2 separate regions of the Homo sapiens genome follow, and region 2 is linked to region 1. Evidence: read pairs that join two places in POLR2A ChIA-PET (ENCODE). Cell type or tissue: Panc1. All regions are shown on one strand. Links, peaks and the distances in the headings refer to the core of each region. The heading gives the core; the rest is flanking DNA.

The links. ChIA-PET counts read pairs that join two places held together with the same protein. Peaks named below come from ENCODE experiments on the same cell type or tissue, not always from the same donor. Only the 100,000 strongest peaks of a DNase experiment are listed, where the experiment ranks them.
Region 2: POLR2A ChIA-PET joins it to region 1 with 18 read pairs; 2 of 35 experiments call an interaction of 5 or more read pairs at or near these places.

Annotation. Positions count from the first base shown.
Region 1 is chr14:23,529,472-23,532,272 of GRCh38, forward strand. ZFHX2 (zinc finger homeobox 2) reads right to left here. Exons shown (of 10, transcript NM_033400.3): 4 at 2,010-2,250; 5 at 649-723; 6 at 239-297. It overlaps LOC124903289 (a long non-coding RNA gene), which reads left to right and starts at 543. Exons shown (of 2, transcript XR_007064079.1): 1 at 543-613; 2 at 975-2,801. It also overlaps a transcript of THTPA not described here. In Panc1, for the core only: no CTCF peak of the experiment used is centred there; no DNase peak of the experiment used is centred there.
Region 2 is chr14:23,445,531-23,448,331 of GRCh38, forward strand. No RefSeq gene overlaps it. Among named protein-coding and RNA genes, the nearest start is that of MYH7, 11 kb to the left of the region's middle. In Panc1, for the core only: no CTCF peak of the experiment used is centred there; no DNase peak of the experiment used is centred there.

The DNA of each region.
Region 1 (2,801 bases), core at 296-2,795:
CCTCAAGTTCCTGCTGTCTCCCTCCTATCATCTCCCTCTGTGCTTGACCCTGCTGGGCCAGCTCTGCCCCCGAAAGTGCTGAACATGTGGAACTGGATCTGGGTGGAATTTCTTAACTGTGCTATTCTGAGTGAAATAAGTCAAAGCATGACAAAATTACGTCTGCCTTTAGAATATGAGCAGATCTCAGTAAAGCCAGGCCCCCACTTCAGCTCTTCCCAGTTACCCCAATTCTGACCGTGGTCTGGTTGGCACTGTCTCTGGAAGGGCCAGTCTTGTTTTCTGTCTCTTCTGAAGCTGAGGATGAAAGAAGAGGAGATTAAGGAACCCTGACAGCCCTCAAGATGATTTGTAGCAGAGAGCTTCCAGGGTAGGGAGTTGGGCACTAGAGAAAGGGCAGGAAACTCAGTAGATAGGTGAGGCTTGGCAAGGGCTGACTCCGGGTCAGTAGGATGGTCAGGTCTGAGTTCTCAAAGAGGGCGGAAGTGCCTAGCCTCTCGTGGCTCAGCCTCCCTTCCCCCTGATGAGCCCTTTCTTTAATCAGTTTTGCTCCTTGAGCACAGACATTGCTGGGCTCCTGGATTACTGCAAGGTCCCGTGAGCGTCTCAGAAGGTAGGAGGACTGGGGGGAAGGGAGGGAAAACTCACCCAATTGTTCTGTCTTGTTCTGGGCATCTTTCTCAGGGGTGGGTGGCTCAGCTAAGGGGGTGACAGGAGCCTTCCCTGTGTAGGATGGGGGGAGAGTCAGCTTAAAGAGGTGTGGCATCAGGGAAGGGAGGACATAGGACAGAGGAAGCAGGACAAGCAGCCAGTCAATGAAGGAGAAAATGGATGGCTCAATCAGCAGGTAGGAGAGTATGAAAAGCCAACAAAAAGAAACACCCACACAGAAGATAGAGGGAAAATTACAGTATTAGAACTGGTAGGGCCTAAGAGATCATTTTATTAAGAGTCCAGTTCCTGTCCTTTTATAGAAGTCCAGCAGTAGACAGCAGAAACAAGACCAAACTCAGCTCCCTGTCTTAAATGACCCAGGAAATGGGAAGCCCCAGAGAAATGTAGTAGGAGGGGCACTGAAGAAGGAAGCCTTGGCTGAATGGAAGCAGCTGCTGCAGTGAGCAGGAAGTGGCAGGTCTAGCTGGAAGAGGAGATTACCGCTCAAGTAAGAATTGACAGATGTGTAGGAATTTATTTTCGGTGGCAGCCTAATTAAAGTGTTAAAGTTCCTTAACTCCATTCAGCCCTGCGCCAGGATCGTTAGCTATTGATCTGGGCCCCTCCGGCACTTAACTCCAGCCAGCATATTGGCAATTCAATTAGCACCAGTCAATGCTGCGTGTTCCTGGCTCCTGCTGCCCATGCCCTCGCCCTTGCCCACCACTGGCTCTGCAAAGCCCGACGCCCATGCCCACCTCTGGCAGCCCCTTGCAGGCTCTTCTCCTGTACCCTCTGGATCAATGGTGCCTGGCTGGCTGTTCCCGGCCTCTGCTGGTACAACCTCAGCTGCCTAAGGGTGACTCTAAGCCCAGCCTTAGGGCTGAAGACCTCCTAGGAGACAGGAAGAGGCTGGGAAGCTTGTCAGGGGCCTCTTCCCATCCCTGCTGCCTTTGGATCATGCCCACAGCTCCTATCTCCTTCCAAGAAGCCCTGGCCCAGCACAAAACAGGTTCTCTCTCCTTCCTACCCAGCTCCAGCCTGCCACCCTCCAGCATTACCAGGACACTAGTCACTACTCAGAATCACTGGGTGGTTCCTCTTCACCCTCTTCCTGTTCTATGTCATCCACCCAGCAAAGCCCCTGCCCTTCTTTGCCCCTCCACTCAAGGTAGCCTCCACAGTGCCTGACACGCTCATTCTGTCTTATCCCTTCGCAGCTTCTTCCCATTTAGTATAGGTGGCCTACAGGCCCTCTTCGCCTTCCTTGTATCTCTAACTCCGCAGCCCCCCTGCTCCCCACATCCTGCTGCCCTCCCTGCCCAGCTCTTATTCTCCAGTCCCTTCTTCCTCACCGGGAGTCCGGAGCTGCCCGTGGCTGAAGCTCAGGATGCTCTGAAGAGCTGCGAGTCCTTCCTCAGTGGTTGGGCCATTCTGTAGCAGCTGCAGACGCCTCTGGGCCTGGGCATCGCGGTGGGCAGGTGTGCGCAGGTGTTGCAGCACAGCCAAGCGGGAGGGTGTCTCCCACGCACACAACAGGCAGTGGTATAGCCCCAGCTCTGCCCCTGCCTCCGCTCCCTCCATGTCCAGCAGAAACTAGAACCATGGGAAGAGGCTGGCTCAGGCCCAGAAGGGACATGCCAGACCTCAGGGGACTTTTTTTTTTTTTCTAGAGAGAGTCTTGCCCTGTTGCCCAGGCTGGAGTGCAGTGGCATGATCTCTACTCACTGAAGCCTCTACCTCCTGGGTTCAGTGATTCTCATGCCTCAGCCTCCCGAGTAGCTGGGATTACAGGCATGCGCACCACACCTGGCTAATTTTTGTATTTTTAGTACAGATGGGGTTTCACCATGTTGGCCAGGCTGGTCTCGAACTCCTGACTTCAAGTGATCCTCCCGCCTCGGCCTCCCAAAGTGCCGGGACTACAGGCGTGAGCCACCGCACCTAGCCTCAGGGGACTTCTTTGCCTTCCCTAAGGGAGACTGACTAGCAGCAGCCCCCTCCCCACCCCTCGCTTCCTGCTCCTGAAACCCCCCCTTTCCCTCCTATGGCCACCTAAGTATTATTGCTTGCTCTCCCCAACCCTTTCTCTTTCTCCTACCACTCCTGGACTCCCTCCCAGCATGCAAATGGAGTCTGGTTCCATC
Region 2 (2,801 bases), core at 97-2,596, 84 kb before region 1:
CAGCCCTTCTTTGTTCCTGGACATCCTCCTCTCAGGAGAGGTCACTTGGACAACATCTGTCTGGGGTCAGAAGTGACAGTAGGTGCATGGTAGACTCTCGGGTCATGGGAGATTATCCTCATGGCAGAGTCACCTGTCCCTGCTTGTGAAAAAGACTTTTTTTTTTTTCACAATGGTAGCGTTGGCATAATGATGCCTAGTAATTACTTTTGCAAGGCTGGTTCTGAAATGCCACATTTTTCATGCTCAGAAAAAGGTGGTCATTTTATCTGGTCGTTTTTCTGTTTTGAACTCTGGAACTCATCCTGAATGTCACATTTGTACCTGTTCTTTGTGTGGAAGCTCTAAAGTGGCCTTTAGCCAAAAGTCAATCAAAAGTTTTGAGCAAGATCCTAATATAGTTGATGACTGATGCAGCCCTTGAGCTGACAGCTGGTGTAGCATGGATGGCTGGATTCCTGATGTGAAAGTATGAGACCAGAAGCAACTGAAACGCCCAACTCTCTACTCTCATTCTGCTCTGTGCTGCTCCCCCTCCTCCCCACTGCGGGCCCCACACGAAGCCAATACTAATTCCCCAGTTTCTGCCTTTTCAGAGACCCACTGTGTGCCCTGCCCAATCAAAGGGAAAAGGTGGGATGGAAAAAAGGAAAGAAAAATATAAGATAATTATTATGGCTCCTGACAGCTCTGTCAGTAGGATAAGGGCCTGAGATATGGAACCATCCTCTCTTGCAAACAGGGAGCATGCATGTGGAGGACCAAAGGTGGGAGGAAGGCTTGAAATCAAGAGAATGGAGGGTGAGAAAGGGAAGTGCAGGGAGTGGGGTCTACAGCCCCAAAGGTGAGCCTCAGGAAGGCCTCACCTCTCTGGGCAGTGCCAAGAATCCTGGGGAAGAAAATATGAGGAGTGGCCTGGCTCCCAGCCCTTGTGTCCTACTTCCCCTCTCCCATGCCTCATTATACCTGAAGGGCCAGTCCTGCCCCTGTCCCTGGATGCATGTGAGAACCCAGGAGGAGGACCTGCATGGGCTCTGGCCTACACTTGGAGTCTCAGCATCGTCACTCTTGCTGCTGTGCCCTAGTTCTAGAAATTCAGCTTCTATCTTGTTCCTAAGACTTGGGCCCCACCCTGTGCCGCAGGCCGGTAACTGAGCCCTGGTTCCCTCTGCCAGAGGCCTTGTCTTGGTAACCCTCTTCGTCTTCCTGGCCCTGTCTACTTCTCAGGGATTAGATTTTTCCCTTAAGCCCCAGCCAAGAAGCCAGGGGCACTGTTTCCTGCTCATAGAAGGAGATAGCATATTTTGATAACTAAGAACATAGATTTTGGAGTCAGACTTAGGTTAAAAAATCCTGGCTCTACCACGAACCAGCTATGTGACCTGGGTGTGTCATTTACCCTCTCTGAGAAAAAACATGCAGTATCATGTGCAGTCTTATGACCCAAAATATAATCCATAGACTGGCAGCATCAGCATCAGTGGGAGTTTGTTAGAATTGCAGAACCTCAGGCCCCAGCCTAGATCTATTGAGACATTAGCATGTTAACAAGAACCCAAGGTGATTTTGTGCACATTAAAGTTTAAGAAGCACTAATGTAGAGGAAAGAGCACAGGCTCTGGAACCAAGAAGATCTTGCTCTGAATCCCAGCTCTAAACCTCAGTCTTATCTGTAAAATGTGGATGGCAATACCTACTCCATATACTTATCTTGAGGATTATGTATATGAAGTTACAGGCACATGTTCTAAGAAACAGTGAATTCACTAACAGTGAATGTATCTATTACTATCTATGGCCTGCTTGGCTTTCCAAACCTGTTCCAGTGCCCTCTTATTAGAACATCTTCCTGATTCTGATTGCTTTAATAGACTACCTCCTTTCATCTGCTGCCAGGCTAGTCCACATCCTTCCAGCCTCTGCAATGAGAATATTCTCTGAGATCTGCCCCATCTCACTGGGTCCTGTCTAACTCCAGATCCCAGGTCCTTCCAGGCCTACTGTTCTGCTCCAGTTAACAGGAACACAGCTTACCACACCCCAGGAATTCATTCCACCAACATTGATTAGCACCAGCTTTGTGGCAGGCATAGTCTTGACTTTGGGAGCTCACAGAATAATGTTGTTAAAAAGATTAACTGAGGCACATAAGATTTAAAAGAGTTTACTTGAGCAAACAGCAATTCGTGAATCAGTCAGCTCCAAACCAGAAGTGGCTGGGGGGCTCCACTAAGGGTACACAAGTGGGAGGCTTTTACAGGAGGAACATGGAAGTAAGGCAAATAAAACATTTGATTGGTTACAGGTATACAGCTGTCTTATTTGGTCTGTCCTGTTAGAAAGTCCCTAGTCACATAATTATAAGTTTGTTGGTTGCTTCTGATTCATTGAGCTTAAGTTCTGTTTTTCTTTAACATAGGCATTTACAAGAAATAGCCCAAGTTAAGTTTCACTTATGTTCACAAATCAAGCAAGGTTAAGATCACTTAAGAGGCCTAACTGGCTTTTCCTGCTCAGGGATTCCTCAGGCCCAGTGTCCATTTCAATTACTTTAACACCGTAGCAGGGCAGACAAGCACAGAGGTGGTTACAATATAACAGAACAGGTACTATAATGGAGGAAGTACCAGGTGCTATGAAGGGCAAAGTCCGGATGCCATGGGAGCATGAAGCAAGGCCACGTGATTTGGACTGGCGATCAGGGAAGGCTGTCTGGAAGAAACACCATTTTAGGCGAGACTTAAAGGATAAATTGGAATATGTATTAGTCCGTCCTCACATTCCTATAAAGAAATCCCAGA